Linked DNA regions of Homo sapiens: regions 2, 3 and 4 are each linked to region 1. Evidence: chromatin contacts called from ENCODE Hi-C data. All regions are on one chromosome and are shown on one strand. Each heading gives the region's core, a stretch centred on a gene start or an enhancer-like site at or near the end of the contact. The rest is flanking DNA. Distances are from core to core; before and after follow the strand shown.

What was found. A loop is a pair of places that touch in the nucleus more often than their neighbours do. Pooled maps may share reads with other maps.
Region 2: a map of naive thymus-derived CD4-positive, alpha-beta T cell shows a loop between it and region 1 (29-fold over the local background). The contact joins the promoter of DDIAS here to the promoter of CREBZF in region 1. A Hi-C loop is called at or near these places in 1 of 168 maps with a recorded cell type or tissue (naive thymus-derived CD4-positive, alpha-beta T cell), 1 of 37 single-sample maps with no recorded cell type and 10 of 50 pooled maps.
Region 3: a map of ascending aorta shows a loop between it and region 1 (5-fold over the local background). The contact joins the promoter of ANKRD42 here to the promoter of CREBZF in region 1. A Hi-C loop is called at or near these places in 1 of 168 maps with a recorded cell type or tissue (ascending aorta), 1 of 37 single-sample maps with no recorded cell type and 11 of 50 pooled maps.
Region 4: a map of sigmoid colon shows a loop between it and region 1 (7-fold over the local background). The contact joins the promoter of CCDC90B here to the promoter of CREBZF in region 1. A Hi-C loop is called at or near these places in 2 of 168 maps with a recorded cell type or tissue (OCI-LY7 and sigmoid colon), 4 of 37 single-sample maps with no recorded cell type and 17 of 50 pooled maps.

The regions. Positions count from the first base shown.
Region 1 is chr11:85,663,069-85,666,874 of GRCh38, reverse strand. CREBZF (CREB/ATF bZIP transcription factor) reads left to right here and starts at 1,746. Exons shown (of 1, transcript NM_001039618.4): 1 at 1,746-3,806. The coding sequence starts at 2,000. The coding sequence ends at 3,064. RefSeq lists enhancers at 2,163-2,212, 2,483-2,772, 2,883-3,122.
Region 2 is chr11:82,899,545-82,903,350 of GRCh38, reverse strand. DDIAS (DNA damage induced apoptosis suppressor) reads right to left here and starts at 1,615. Exons shown (of 6, transcript NM_145018.4): 1 at 1,529-1,615. LOC124902602 reads left to right here and starts at 1,296. Exons shown (of 2, transcript XM_047427953.1): 1 at 1,296-1,303; 2 at 1,670-2,437. The coding sequence starts at 1,296. The coding sequence ends at 2,327. It overlaps PRCP (prolylcarboxypeptidase), which reads left to right and starts at 2,921. Exons shown (of 9, transcript NM_005040.4): 1 at 2,921-3,116. The coding sequence starts at 2,949. RefSeq lists silencers at 1,986-2,075, 2,126-2,175 and enhancers at 2,386-2,435, 2,716-2,815, 2,966-3,025, 3,146-3,195.
Region 3 is chr11:83,192,075-83,195,880 of GRCh38, reverse strand. ANKRD42 (ankyrin repeat domain 42) reads right to left here and starts at 2,169. Exons shown (of 11, transcript NM_001300975.2): 1 at 1,153-2,169. The coding sequence starts at 1,210. ANKRD42-DT (ANKRD42 divergent transcript) reads left to right here and starts at 2,212. Exons shown (of 3, transcript NR_149009.1): 1 at 2,212-2,414. RefSeq lists enhancers at 1,193-1,552, 2,073-2,182, 2,243-2,462 and a silencer at 1,760-1,938.
Region 4 is chr11:83,284,342-83,288,147 of GRCh38, reverse strand. It overlaps CCDC90B (coiled-coil domain containing 90B), which reads left to right and starts at 1,781. Exons shown (of 9, transcript NM_021825.5): 1 at 1,781-2,275. The coding sequence starts at 2,176. It overlaps CCDC90B-AS1 (CCDC90B antisense RNA 1), which reads right to left and starts at 2,028. Exons shown (of 3, transcript NR_186344.1): 1 at 1,601-2,028. RefSeq lists enhancers at 1,744-2,393, 1,816-2,411, 2,444-2,523, 2,412-3,008.

The DNA.
Region 1 (3,806 bases), core at 497-2,996:
TAAGCAGGACAAGGAGTCCTTTTATTTATTCTTCTAGATACCACAGGTCATACTTTTTTCACACCTTGAAATAATTGTTTTCATTCAGGTGAGCTTTAGTGTTATGGCTTCAGTCAAAACTGTAGACTTTATTCACTCACTCACTCAATATTTGTTGAAGCCTATGCAGTACCAGGCACGTTTCTCAATATTTGGGACCTGTCAGTGTTCAACTTCCCTGGACCTTGCTTTCTGTGTCTCTAAGAAATACTGTATAGAAGCAGCTATCCTCGAGGATATCTACTACATTATTCAGTATCCTATAGAGAAGTTTCTTTAAGATTTAAGAACTAGAAGAGCAGTTAAAGAATTCATGTATATTTTACTCATGAACAAAGGAAAATTCATTTCTCTTTTTTTGTTTGGGCTGTCAGGAAACAATTTTTAGCCCAATTCAAACAACTGAGTAAGATATTGCATCCATCCAATTCCAAGATTAACCTTTTCCCCTTTCAGAAATCCTTCTCTTCCTAGTTCATCTTTTATTGGCCTTGCTTTTTAAAAATTCAAAATGTTTTGTTTTACTATATTCTAATGTACTTGTAAACTGCTTCAAATCTCAAATCCCTTGTGGGATGTGAACCTAAATATCTGTATTTGTAAACTGCTTCAAATCTGAAATCCCTTGTGGGATGTGAACCTAAATAACAAACAGAAAAGGTCTCTAAAATAAAAGACATGTTTTGAGAATGGAGCATTTCAGTGGGAAAACGCATGCCATAGTAAACTATGTGTGTATTCAGGAAGACGAAGGAAGACAAAGAGTTTTAAAGGAAAAAAAAATGAGGATGGTTACACATTGTTTTGAACTAATTATCTTAGCTACAAAGGTCAATAACAAGGGTGACGTCAGTTAAAGGTTGGACAGGCAGTTTCTGGGCAGACATCCTTGCAGAGGTTTTGTATAAGGTCGTGATGGTCTTTGTGCAACGTTGTGGTTTTTACAGTCTTTGTTTTCAGGCATACAAGCATGAGTACCCTCTCTTCATAGCCTTTCCTGGCTCTATTTGTCAGAGTTTTTGTTTGTTTGTTACCCAAATGCAGTAAGTCAGTACTGATTGGATTTTGGCTCAAGTGAAAACATCTACTTACAAAAATGGCAAGAACAACTGAAGACAATTTTTGTAAGCAATGTTGTATTCTACATTCATTTTGCTTTGGTTTTAATTTTTTTTAATTGACAAATAATAACTGTCATATTCATTGGGTACATAGTGATATTTCTATACATATGGAATGTAGTGATCAGGTTAGGGTAACTAGCATATCCATTATCCAACTGAGGACATCTAGTATGGCCCAGGTATTAAATAGTATTAGTAAACGATTGTTAATTTTCTGAAGACTTGGTAATAGTATTATGATTATGAAAAAAAAGTCCTTATTTTTAGAGATGCACACTGAAGTACGCAGGGGTGTGGTGTCTCATCTGCAACTTTAGGATGATTCAGCAAAAAAAAAATTTACAAGCATTTATGTAAAGATAAAGCAAATATAGCAAAATGTTGTGTTGAACTGTTGAGTCTGGGTATTGGGTGGTATTGAATTAGGGTGGATAAATCTAGAGACTTGTTATTTTTGCCGCTGTTATTATGACATCACTAGAAAGCTGGAATTATTCCCACTCTAAAGCACCCTGAAATCTCGCGACACTACGGCCTGGTGGCGCGCGAAACGCGGTGGGCGGGACTGGGGCGAAAACCACTGACTTCCGGCTACGCCGTTGTCTGGGTGGCGCGGTCGAGTCATCGCAGGGCCTCACCGCTTCGTTCTCCCGTCCCTCCCCGCGCCTTGGCGCGGGGGGTCGACTAGCCAAGTGAGGCGGGAGGCGACTCGGACCTTTCCCTGCATTTCGTTTCGGCCAGTGCCGGGGGCTACCCGCCCTGGGGCCTGGGATCCTTGGGGCCCGTGAGGCCCACTCTTAGCGGCCGGGGCCTACCGCGGCCCGCCGCTGGCCCTCATGAGGCATAGCCTGACCAAGCTGCTGGCAGCCTCGGGCAGCAACTCCCCAACCCGCAGTGAGAGCCCGGAGCCGGCTGCAACTTGTTCGCTGCCCTCTGACCTGACCCGGGCTGCAGCGGGGGAGGAGGAGACGGCGGCGGCCGGATCTCCCGGCCGCAAGCAGCAGTTTGGCGACGAAGGAGAGTTGGAAGCCGGGAGGGGGAGCCGCGGCGGCGTGGCCGTGCGCGCGCCCTCCCCCGAGGAGATGGAGGAGGAGGCGATCGCCAGCCTCCCGGGGGAAGAGACGGAGGATATGGACTTTCTGTCTGGGCTGGAACTGGCGGATCTCCTGGACCCCAGGCAACCGGACTGGCACCTGGACCCCGGGCTTAGCTCGCCGGGGCCTCTCTCCTCGTCTGGCGGAGGCTCGGATAGCGGCGGCCTGTGGAGAGGGGACGATGACGATGAGGCCGCGGCTGCTGAAATGCAGCGCTTCTCTGACCTGCTGCAAAGGCTGTTAAACGGTATCGGAGGCTGCAGCAGCAGCAGTGACAGTGGCAGCGCCGAAAAGAGGCGGAGAAAGTCCCCAGGAGGAGGCGGCGGTGGCGGCAGCGGTAACGACAACAACCAGGCGGCGACAAAGAGTCCCCGGAAGGCGGCGGCGGCCGCTGCCCGCCTTAATCGACTGAAGAAGAAGGAGTACGTGATGGGGCTGGAGAGTCGAGTCCGGGGTCTGGCAGCCGAGAACCAGGAGCTGCGGGCCGAGAATCGGGAGCTGGGCAAACGCGTACAGGCACTGCAGGAGGAGAGTCGCTACCTACGGGCAGTCTTAGCCAACGAGACTGGACTGGCTCGCTTGCTGAGCCGGCTGAGCGGCGTGGGACTGCGGCTGACCACCTCGCTCTTCAGAGACTCGCCCGCCGGTGACCACGACTACGCTCTGCCGGTGGGAAAGCAGAAGCAGGACCTGCTGGAAGAGGACGACTCGGCGGGAGGAGTCTGTCTCCATGTGGACAAGGATAAGGTGTCGGTGGAGTTCTGCTCGGCGTGCGCCCGGAAGGCGTCGTCTTCTCTTAAAATGTAGGGTCAAGTAATCTGCTCTTTATCCGCGTTTACCCCTTTCAACTCCCTTACACCATGTCAAACTTACCTTAGTGGGACATCTTCACCGGACACATTTCAGAGGAGAGAAAAAAAGTAATATTGAATCTTAAAGTGTTTAGCTAAAAGCATGAATGTGACACAGTAACCAACTCCTAATGATAACATGTGACTATTAAATCTCTCTGACAGTTTCTTTTTTAGGTGATTTCCTTCCTGCCAGGCTCCGTTGTAGGGGTTACAGAACAGTCGTTCCCGCCTCACAACCTGGTAAGGATCCATCTCTTCCCGTAACGCTCATGCTCTGCTGCTTTGTCTACTTTAATGGGCAACATCTCAGTTTGTGTGTGTGTGATTTTTTTTTTTTTTTCTGTTTTGGAAGGTGGGAGGGAAATCTAATTTGGGCCCTGTCCACCCTGGAAACAGACTTGTGCTGGTCAAGAATGTATTTAAGATGCCTCTTCTGGTTGAAATAGCTATTAATGTGTCCCCTTATTCAGACTTGCGTGTACCTAGCTCTTCTGTCCCCAGTGTGGACATGGCCTTGGATGACATCGGTTCCAACTGTACACTGAAACCTGCTTATAGAGAGACAGTTTGGAGACAGTGAAACAGGTGAAGTTGAATGGAAGTTCCGAGTTGTACAAGGTGCAAATTGGAATTCCGATTTTAGGGCAACTTTTCAGAGGTTGACAGTTAAGTATTTGGGGCATGCACAAATGTGA
Region 2 (3,806 bases), core at 366-2,865, 2.8 Mb after region 1:
TCCCACATCACACTCATCAGAAGGTACTTGAATCTACTTCCATACTTAGAAACCATCATTCACTTTTCCCTCATATATTCTGCCATCATCTTAATCCAAATCACCATTATCTCCTGTTTATGGTGCTGGATTAACCTCCTAACCATGATCCGGTCTCTGCCCATCTTTCCAGACTCATCTCATACAACTGTCCTTTCTAAATATATTCCAGCTATACTGGTCTTTCCTTAGATTCTTGAACATTAACATGTCAAGCTCTTTCCTGCCTCAGGACGTTTGCACAACCTGTTCACTCTGTTTAGAATGTTTTTCTTTCCCTCTTTTGCATGGTTGGATCACGCTCATCTTTTAGGCATCAGTATCAACTCCTTGGAAAGGTCTTCTTAGACCAGTCTAATTCACATAGTTTCCTTGTAAATTCTCCTTAATTCCATCCATAAAAGGTAAGTTCCATTAGAACAGGAATCTACCTTGTTCATCATTGGATCTCAGTACCTAGCAATTCTTGGCACAGACGAAAGAAGCATTTAACTATCTGCAGAATAAACAAATAATTACTTGGTGCTCTGTGATCCAGTCCTGTGGGGTCAGGAAAGGGTTTCTGATTTAAAAGGCTTTGCAAACTGACTAAGAATTAGCCAGGTCAGGGACAGGGTCAGAAGACGGTTTGGGGTGAGAAGGAGGATAGTGCACTTCAGGAACACAAAAGACATTCTATATGGCTGGAGCGGTGGAAAACCACTAGGGCTGAAGAGCCAGGCAAAAGTCAGATAGGAAAGAGTCTGTAAGTCATGTTAAAGAGTTTGGGCTTAAACCTGAGGGCAAATAGGAGCGACTGAAAGGTTTTCAATGGGGAGTGCCTCGGTCAAATATGAACTTTATCAGCCCAGCAATGTGGAGACTGGACTGGAAGGTAGCAAGATTGAAAGCAGGAGAACCAGCTGGGGCGGCGGGGGAGGGGGGGGTTACTGTCACAGCTATGTAGCAGTCATAGGGTCGAACCAAAATAATGTCAGTAAAAAACGGAGAGAAGTGAACAGATCTGAGATATTCAAGAGGCTGGTAGGGACTGGCTGGATGTGAAAAGGAAGAAAACTTTCAAGCTCTGGTTTAAGCACATGGCTCAGTTAAAATATGTTCCTTCTAAGCCATCATAGCATTTTGGAAGATCCCCTTTCAGCACGTACTACTCTGCACAGTGGCCCACTGAATACGTATTTGCACATTACAGAAGCAAGAGTCGCGCCTTTTCCTCTCTATTTCCGATTCTAAAAGCTCACTCCGAGTCTAGCTCGATGGCACTGTAAGTGTTCAATAAACGTTCGTTAGGTGATTGCAAAAGCACTGAGTCTAAAATAAAATAACTGACGTTTATATTCTGTTACCCTCATGGCTGCCCGTTTACAGAGAACCACTTGTGAAAAAACAAGCGCCGGGCTCTGGGTGGGTCTCATTCATAATGAAGTTAAGAGCCTCCTTAGGAGTCTCCGGCTCTTCGGCTTCCCGAGAACCCCTTTACCCAGCTCACCTGGGGGAGAAGACCAGGAACGGGCCCAGGCGACGCACAGTGACTCGGACCGGCCGAACTCAGTAGCACGCCGGCAGCCTTCCAATCGAATCTCCCGCGTCCTTTTCCGCCGGAAGTAACGCTTTGGCTCTGATTACTCAGAGCCAATCAGAAGAAGGCGCCGCAGAGGGTGGAGCTTAGCGAGGAAATCCTACAAGCATCTGGAAACGACCATTTTCGTCAAACTGCGGGTAGAGTCTTTCTCCCCGACAGGTGGATCAGTAGTACAGTCCGTAAAATTGGTTTTGGAGCTTCGCTGAGCCTCCTGGGCGTAGGGTTCCCGGGAAAGTGTGGAGTGAGCCGCAGCGCCCTGGGGTCTGGCGGGGTGACTGAAAGAGGGAATGGAAGCTGGATGAAGAGGGTTGAGGGAGCTTTGGAAGCCAGACCCGGCGCTGTCCTAGGGGCTAGCACTACCCACGGGCGGAGGGAGGAAGGGGGCGGTGGCAGGAGGCAGGAGGGGGGTGGAGCGCGGAGTGGGTTTTCGGGTGCCGGAGAAGAAAGGGGGCGTTATTTGAAAGAAGGGACCGGGACCTGGCGGGATTTAGGGGCGATGTGGACCCGGGGCGACCTGTGTAATGGATGGGTTGTGCGAGCAACACAGTTTTGGGGTGACCCAAGAACGGAGTATCATAGGGAGTGGTTAGGCTCCAGATGGAGGTGGGTGCAAGGAGCACAGTCTTTGGACCTGGACCCAGCGGTCTGCGACGACGTGCTCCGCTCACTGCTGAGTGATCTAGTGCAAGTTCCCGCACCTCTCTGAGCCTCAGTTTCCACATCTGTAGATGGGAATAACAATCATATACGACGCACAAGATTGCTGTGACGATTTAGTTAGAGGAGATGATGCGTGTGCCTCCCTGCCTCGTGATACACTGGCCTGTAGTGAACCTTCAATAAATTGTCATGGTAGCTGTTATTGCCGTTACGTAGGATTTGCGGAAGGCAGGAGGTGTCGCAATGGAATTGCGGTGGCCAGGGCAGGGTTTGGTGGTGATGATAATGGTAGGGATATTGGGTGACCTGAAGGACAGGTGGGCTTCGGGGGCGCTATAGATAAAGCATGGGCTACAGCGATGAGTTAGGAAGAGGCCCTAGCATGATAAGGGCAGACTTGGGGTGTGACCGCAATGAAGGTGAGTGCTAAGGAGCAGATGGCACGAGAGGAAAGTGGAGTGGAGGCGGTGTCCTCGGGGATGGGGGCGGAGTGGCTGTGGTGACCTGGCTTGGGCGGCGTCTCTGAGGAGCTGGCTGGCTTTGGGTTTCCCCTGGGAGGAGCTGTTTTGCGGCGGGCGGAGCTGCAGGCTGGGCAGGGCTTAGCCTGTGCGCTTCTGCTGGCCTCCTTTTCGCCCTCCCACCCGCACTGCAGTCTCCAGCCTGAGCCATGGGCCGCCGAGCCCTCCTGCTCCTGCTTCTGTCTTTTCTGGCGCCCTGGGCCACCATAGCCCTCCGGCCGGCCTTAAGGGCCCTCGGCAGCCTACACTTGCCAACCAACCCCACATCCCTCCCGGCTGTAGCCAAGAACTATTCGGTTCTCTACTTCCAACAGAAGGTAAGGGGGAGCGGGGGCTTCGCCGTCCCAGGCCCAACCGCCGGGAACCCTGACCCTCAGAGCCCGGGCAACGGAGCCTACCTCGAAATTCACACCCCTTGATGCCTAGGATCTGTTCGGTTTTTGGCTAACATCTTCCAGAAGGTGGTCCCAAATCCCAGTTCTGTTTAAATTTTCTCCTCCCATTACCAATAATTTGGTAGTAGTTTTGGCTGCATACTCTTGATTCAGGCTTTTCTGTAATTGGACACGACAGTCACTTCAACTCCCTCTGCTCCCAGAGGGTGCCCCAATCCGAACTCCCTTGACCTTCCCTCAAATTCAAATTATTAAATGCCAGCTCTGGTACCTAGTCTGCGGTGATAGTCATCCTTTGCCCCAAGGCAGCCCTAAATACAAATTTTAATATCTTTACCTATTAGAAAATATTGGATAGTTATCCATCCTAAAAGCCAGCCTCTCAGAAGGGGTCAGCTCAGAGCTGATTTTGTAGCCCTATTATTAAGAATTGTTGACAGTCCCTATTCCCCATAAGACTGAATGTATGTAGCCTATGCTTGTAAAAGGAGTTGTAGGAGTTTGTGGTGGGGGTGGGGATTAGCCTTTCTATGGTCTGTAACGTGAAATTAGAGGTTTTTGGGCTTGATGCCTTTGTGCTTGGCTGCAGCATGAGGCATTCCCCCACAGGTC
Region 3 (3,806 bases), core at 920-3,419, 2.5 Mb after region 1:
AGAGCAAGACTCCGTCTCCAAAAAAAAAAAAAAAAGAGAGAGAGAGAGAGTAGGTAGATCATGTAAGAATACAGTTTACAATAGTCTAGACCAGAAAAAATGAGACTCTGAACACTGGGAAAAGAAAAGGAGAAAGATTCAACAAATATTAATAAAATTAGAATGAACTAAACTGGAATGGATACAGTGGGTGAAACAAGGGAAAAGTAATAAGATAACTCCAAGGTGTGTGGCTTTATCATCTGAGTGCTGTGGTGCCATTAGTTGAGACAGCAAACACTGAAGGACAGAGAGGATATATAGATATAAAATTACATTTTGGACATGCTGCTCTTGAGGTACCCAAGGAAAATTTCCAGAAGGGAGATATCTATATATATGTTTGCAGCTCCGAGGAGAGATACGGAATTCAGGTCTCAGTGTTACGTGTGTCTCTGTATTAGAATGCTTTTTCTGACACCCATACTCACCCCCTACTGGAATCAGTGGCATTCTACCGTCCTTTATAACACTGATCTCACTTGTCATTATTTGCTCAGCATTTATCTTCCTCACTAGAAGGTAAAGAATGTGCCTGTCTTCTTAAGTTCCTTAAGACGGAGCACAAAGTAGGCATATGCAGTAAATATTTACTGGATGGTTGAATGAGTAACCGATTTGAGGGCCACCAGTAGGACTGAAGTCACAGTAAATGACAAGAAAAAGAGAACCAATGATGGCATCATCAAGGGGTAAAAGCTGCATTTAAGAAGATGGCAGAAGAAAAGAAAACGGTAAGGGAAAGGGTCACTCAATGGAGTGAAAGAAGAAAACTAAGTAAGTACTAATTTGTCACCTCCACAGGGTCAAATGCTGCAGGGAAGTCAAGGAAGAACTTAAAAGGGTCCGTCCATTAAGACTGAACAAGAGTTGATGTCAAGCTGGGCAAGAAGACTCGGAGGAATAGTGTGGATGGAAAAAAGGAAAGAAAGCGGAAATAATACAGAACAGGGGAGAGCTGAACAGCTTTGGTATCCCCTGAAAATAAATTAAAAAGGGAAAGGGGGGAGTGACGGCTGAGAAAAGGAAATGCCAGAAAGGGCTAAGGCTGTTGCGGGCTTAAGTGAGAAAAGGAATACGACAGAGATGAAGGCCAATGACAGTCTGACTCACAGGGGTTTGCAGTCTCCCTAGAGGAAGTGGAGGGGCCTGAATTGGCCACCCCGGGCATGGCGCAACACCTCCGACTCTGGGGAGGAGTTGAGTCCAGGCCCCTGATGCTGCGGCGGTCTTCACTTGCTCTCACCCACGAGCCACTGCAGCGGCAGCGGCCCTCTTCTCCGTCGTCACTAGGACGGGGCCCAAGGTCCTCTCTTGCTCTCTCCCAGAAGCTGCAGCGGAAACCTTCGTCTTCACTTTCTCTCTCCCAAAAGCCACTGAAGCGGTAGCTGGCGTCTTCACTGCCGCTCACACCAGAGGAGTCGCTGGCTGCGTAGCCGCGGTCTCCACTTACTTCCTCCCAAGAACTACCAACGCTGTGGCCGCCTTCGACACTCCCTCCCTCCCAGGAGCCACTGAAGCGGCGACTGCGATCGTCACTGACTCTATCCCCGAAGTCACTAGTTCGCGGGTCCCGAATGTCACTGACTCCCTCCCAAGGACCACTGAGGCGGAGGCCTCGGTCTTCTCTGGCTGTTCCCCTGGAGTCGGTAGTTTGGTGGCCTCCAACTTCACTAAAATTCACGTCGCTGCTGCAGAAGGTGCTGTCTCCCCTAACTCTCTCCCAAGAGCAGCTGTGACTGTGGCCACTATCTCCCCTAACTCTCTCCCTAGAGACGCTGCGGCAGTGGCCGAGGTTTTCACTGACCCTTCTCAAGTCACTGCGGGAGAAGCCGGCGTCTGCACTTAGGCTTCCTGCAGCGACCCTGGAGCGGCGGTCGCTCTCTTCACATTTTCTTTCCCCGTCGTCGCTAACTCTTTCCCTAGACTCGGCGCCGGAATGGCCGTGTAGACCGTTTATCCTCCACACGTGGTGGCTAGTGCGGCGGCCACCGTCTTCGTCTGCTACTCCCTGCGAATCGCCGTAGCGGCGGCCGCCTTCCGCTGGTACTTTCTCGGAGTCTCTTTCCAGCCTCCCGACTCCAGCCACTTGGCTGGAGAGGCAGCAGGGCCGTCGCCTTGGAAACGAGTACACTTCCGACGTGCTGAGGTCATTTCCCGTTCCTCACGGCCCACGCTACTTCCGGTTTCCTTTCCCTCAGCTATTCCATGGCTTTTCGTGTGGACAAATCGGGAGGTGGTGTAAACTGGTTTTTGGTGAAATTCGGCTCGGCCTCATGCGAACCTATCTAGGTCCGTCTCTGGAGTGGCCTGTCATCGATCGCGCCCTCCATCGCTGAGCGACACAAGTGGAACCCCCCAGGACTGCATTCTGCGTAGGTGACCTGTGTGGCGCGGGCCGGGCGGGGCCTTTTTGTCCTTGGGCAAACGTGGTATACTTTCTCAGTGGTGGTTGGAAGGAAATTTGTTGCCCTGTCATTTCGCAAGTATGGAAAAAGACCTAAAGGAGAATTTAGCAGCTGCAGCCGCTGTTTTTATTGCGTACTTTACTAGCGCCAACTCTTTAATAATCGCTTGTTAGTTGTTACCCCTGTTTTATGGGTCAAGAGACTCAATATATCAGTACTTTGGTAAGGCCAGGCAGCAGGTAAGTTGTAAAACCAGTAAAAAAACACAGGTCATTAGTCAAAAGAGTGCTTCAGGTCTCCTGACTCCAAATCCGAGAATCCTTTCACTGTAGCATGTTTACTGCTCAAATATTTCTACAACCCTATTGCTTAACAACAGGAATGAATTATTTCACCATTTGTTGCAAACGTATGGGTCACGTTTTGTGCCAGCAGCAGAAAATACAGAAATTAGTAAGAATTACCTGCCCTCCAGGGGCATCACCAACCTGGATTCCCCTCTCGGCCCAGTTTTTCCACCCTTATTGCCTTCTCCCTTCAGGAATAATGAACTCGTCCTGGAAGCGTACCTTACTTTTTAATATCTCTGCCTTGTCATGTGCTGTTCGTCTTACCAGGAAACTACCCTGCTTTTCCCCCAGTTTTGGTCTGTGAACACATTTGGGAAATTCTTCTGATCCTACCGCTACTCTCTTGAGGTACAGTAAATTGTCTTTGACTTCCATCACCTTTTGTAATATTACAATTGCCATCTACTGAGTTCCTATGATCTGCCTGGCATTGTACTAAGTGCTTTATATTTTCTTGTTCATTTTTTTATGCCAACATAAATGAGTTTGACTCAATTCTTATTATAACCTGCCAAAATAAGTATTCCTCTTCCTTTTTACAGAGAGAGAAACAAGGGAAAAAAAAGTTAATTGCCTGAGGATATACTGCTAGTGTTGCGGGACAAATAGAGACGGGAGAGGCCAAACAGAATTCAGGACAACCCTTTATTATTAAGGTGATCACTGGCTCAGTCGGACTGGGGTCCAGAAAGTCTGAGCCCGGAACAAAGGGATCAATCACCTTTTAAGCAATTTGTGGCGGGAGTTTGGTGCTACAGGAAGCCTACTTGCAGAAGCAAGAACAAAGGCAGTTAATTATTCTTTTACATTTGTTACACCACATGTCTTACATCCTTGGGAATGCATGCTTTTGTAGCAATTGCTTATCAACCTTGTGACTTTACAGCGCGCTAGGGAGGGAAGCAGGAACTCGTGGTGCCTCAAGGAACGTGAAACGGTGGAACACAGATAAGCCTCTCCGTGCGTAGAGGAGAAATAAGCGGTTAATATTCTCTCTTAACCCAGGCCT
Region 4 (3,806 bases), core at 532-3,031, 2.4 Mb after region 1:
TTTGGAGATTTCTCAAAGAACTTAAAATACAACTACCATTCAACCCAGCAATCCCACTACTGGGTATATACCCAAAGGAAAATAATTCATGCCATCAAAAAGACACAGAGCTGGGCACCGCAGCTCATGCCTGTAATCCCAGCACTTGGGAGGCCTAGGCGGGTGGATAGTTTGAGCCCAGGAGTTCTGGACCAGCCTGGGCAACATGGCAAGACCCCATCTCTACAAAACATGCAAAAATTAGCCAGTTGTGGTAGTGCACACCTGTAGTCACAGCTACTTGGAAGCCTGAGGCAGGAGGATCAGTTAAGCCCAGGAAGTTGAGGCTGCAGTGAGCCATGCACGACTGCACTCCAGCCTGAGTGACGCAGCAAAACCCTGCCTCAAGCCAAAAAAAAAAAAAAAAAAAAAAAGACACATGCAACCGTATGTTCATTGTAGTGCCATTCACGATAGCAAGGACATGAAATCAACCTAAGTGCCCATCAACAGTGGACTGGATAAAGAAAATGTGGTACATATACACCATGGAATATAATGCAGCCATAAAAATAAGGAAATTATACTCTTTGTAGCAACATGGATGGAACTGGAGCCATTATCCTATGCAACCTAATGCCAAGAACAGAAAACCAAATACACATGTTCTCACTTATAAGTAGGAGCTAAACATTGAATATATGATGGTAAACGTGGAAACAACAGGCATTGAGGATCATTAGATGAGGAAAGGGGGAGACGGACAGAGGGGCATGGGTTGAAAAAGCACCTGTTGAGTACTATGCTTACATCCTGTTGGGATCATTGGGACCCCTAACCTCGATATACCCTAAGGTTTTGCGTTTTGTATTTTGAAACTGGTAAGATCAAACTTTTTTCCCAATTTTTTTTTTTTTTTTTTAGATCGAGTCTCACTCTGTCGCCCAGGCTGGAGTGCAATGGTGTGATCTCGACTCACTGCAACCTCCGCCTCCAGGATTCAAGCGATTCTCCTACCTCAGCCTCCTGAGTAGCTGGGATTACAGGCATGTGCCACCACGCCCGGCTAATTTTGTATTTTTAATATAGACAGGGTTTCTCCACGTTGGTCAGGTTGGTCTCGAACTCCCGACCTCAGGTGATCTGCCCGCCTCGGCCTCCCAAAGTGCTGGAATTACAGGCATGAGCCACCACGCCCAGCCATCCCAGTGTTTTAAATAGCAATTTATATTTCCTCTTCATGAATTGTCTGTTAAAGCAGTTGTTGGCGGGAATCAAGTTTTGTTCTTTCAATGTGCTTCGGGCCTTAGAAATGGTGTTTGTTACTTAGTTGACTCTCACAAAGCTTTGAATACATATAGATAGAAACCTAGCCGTAATTGTTTAGAATCTTGAGAGAGTAAGCCACTAACACCGCACAACTGTGTGCCATTTTACAACTTACAGAGAATATTCATGAGTATTAGTGCATTTTAATACAACTACTGTGCATTGTTGCTTTCAGCATTTTACTATGCGGAGCAGTCTTGAGTAACTGAGGTCTGAGAAGGATAAATGGTGAAAATTCAAGGAATTTCTCCTAGAAACGGAGGAATTCGGCTTCCCTAAAGAAAGGACATACCGACTGAAATAGTTGGTCCTCCCGTGCACCAGAGGGTGAAGCAGCAGGATGTGACGCCTCACGAAAAGTGAGCGGCTTGCTGGACTACACTTCCCAGAAGGTTTCGTTGGCCCTCGCACTACGCAATCACCCAGAACGCTCAGCGGCCGAAAACTTCAGGTTCCAGGCTGCTGTGCGGCTAAATGCGACTCCATCTCCCCCGACCCAAGCGCGTAATGGCCGCTGGCTATCTTGGGGGAGCCAGCTGTTGGACTATGCCCCACTGCCAGGAAACAGGCGCCGGAAGGTTCTCTGACAAGATCTCGCTTTCCTAGGGCGGTGAAGGCGTTCAAAGGTCGGGAAGGGGCGCTGGGAGAAGCGGGGCAGCGCTGAGCCATGCTCGCGAACTGTGGGTCTGTCTGTGAAGAGACCCAGTTTCGTGGGACCACGGTGGCGCCTGCGCTGGGAGGTGAGCTTGTGACAGAGCGAAAACTACAATTCCCAGCATTCCTGTGGTGCCAGAACTACCTTGCCCGAAAGCCTGTGCGAGATTTACCCCGTCTTCCGCCTCCCTCCCACCGGAAAACTCTGAGGACATGAATAGTCGCCAGGCTTGGCGGCTCTTTCTCTCCCAAGGCAGAGGAGATCGTTGGGTTTCAAGGCCCCGCGGGCATTTCTCGCCGGCCCTGCGGAGAGGTGAGGCAAGGCGTCGTGTCATAGATGCCTGAGTGCTCTCTAGGGAGACGATGCCCGTGGGGTCGCGCCTGCTCGAGCGAACGGGAAGAGAAGGTGCCACGCCCTCCTCCCGGATTCACGCCTTGTGCTGGGCGACGCCGCTGCCTGCTGCCCCGACTTGCCCAGCTCGCCCCAAGGGGCGAGGACTGAGGAAAGCACTGCCTTTCTGTTCTTAAAGCGAACCTTTGAAGGCCTGGGCTTCGCGCCCGGCTTCTTTCTCAGCCGTTGTTTCCGTTTTTTGGTGACAAGAGGCTAGTAATCTCGTCAGGAGCCAACGTAAGGTAATCTGTGTTTGAGGGTGTCCTGTTTTCTTTTGTGGCCTGATCAAATTTTGATTTTGTTTTTTTAGGTGCTGGCCTCGAGCCCAGGTTTTTGGTAGACAGCATCATAAATTTCAGGCCACGTCTGCCTTATTCTCACTGGAATTCTCAGTACATTTCAGTCACATTGTAGACTTTGGGAAAATAAGTGAATACTGGAACCCACAAGTTTCCAACCTGTTGGCACCCCTGTTAACAGGGTGTCCTGAAGACATCTAACTTTATTCAGAGAAATGTTTCTAGGGCTAGGTTTTTGTTGTCGTCGTTGTTTTTCACCCCCAGTTTTTTAACTTCCCTCCCAGTTTTTAAACCGTTTTAAGGTTGTCCACAAAATAGGCGAATAGGCACCTCTTATCTCTGTTCACCTTCTTGAATCTTCAGTGCCAGGTACGCTGAGCCATTCGGTACCCAAACACTTCTACGCTGTTATTTATACTCCATATTGTTACTTGTGCTATTTTGCTCATTGTTTCATTTTAATCCACACCAGTAACAGCTGCAGTCAAAACTGCAGTTGTTGATCCTCCATCTGTGAGATTGCTGTTTAGCTGCCAGGGTCATTCACAAGGTCTCTTTTGTTAGGTATTTGAGTGTTTAGCATACATACACATTATGATGGATTTTACAAAAAGGAGGTAGCACTTTTGAACTCCAGGAAGTCATCCAGCTGCCATCTTTGTTGACTTTTACATATCCAAATGAAAACAAAATTAAATGTTCTTAGAGAATGAACTTTGAAGTGTATATCATACTGGGAAATAAATGACCATAAGTACATGTTAATGTTTTAACATAAAAGTTATCCCACTTGAATCTGAGTGTTCTTGGAGAAACCTTAAATCTCTTCTTACAACTAGTAGGATTTGTGTCCTTCCTCACTAAACAAATATTGAATGTTTATTTTATACAAGTAGTTTAAACTTGCCTAATAATGTCAATAATCAAGGGATTTGAAAACCTTGACCTCTGACCAATGGAAGGACCTTAGTTATTCTAGTGCAACTAGTGTAGCACGTTAGTAGACCAGCATGTAAGAATATATGCTGTTAATGCCTGTTCTTTTGAATTCCTGACAGAAAAGTAACTGGCTATACACTGAAGTGTTTCAGCTGTAAAATTAGCAGTAAATTAATATAAAACTTGCAGCTTAAATTTAATGGGACAACACTTTA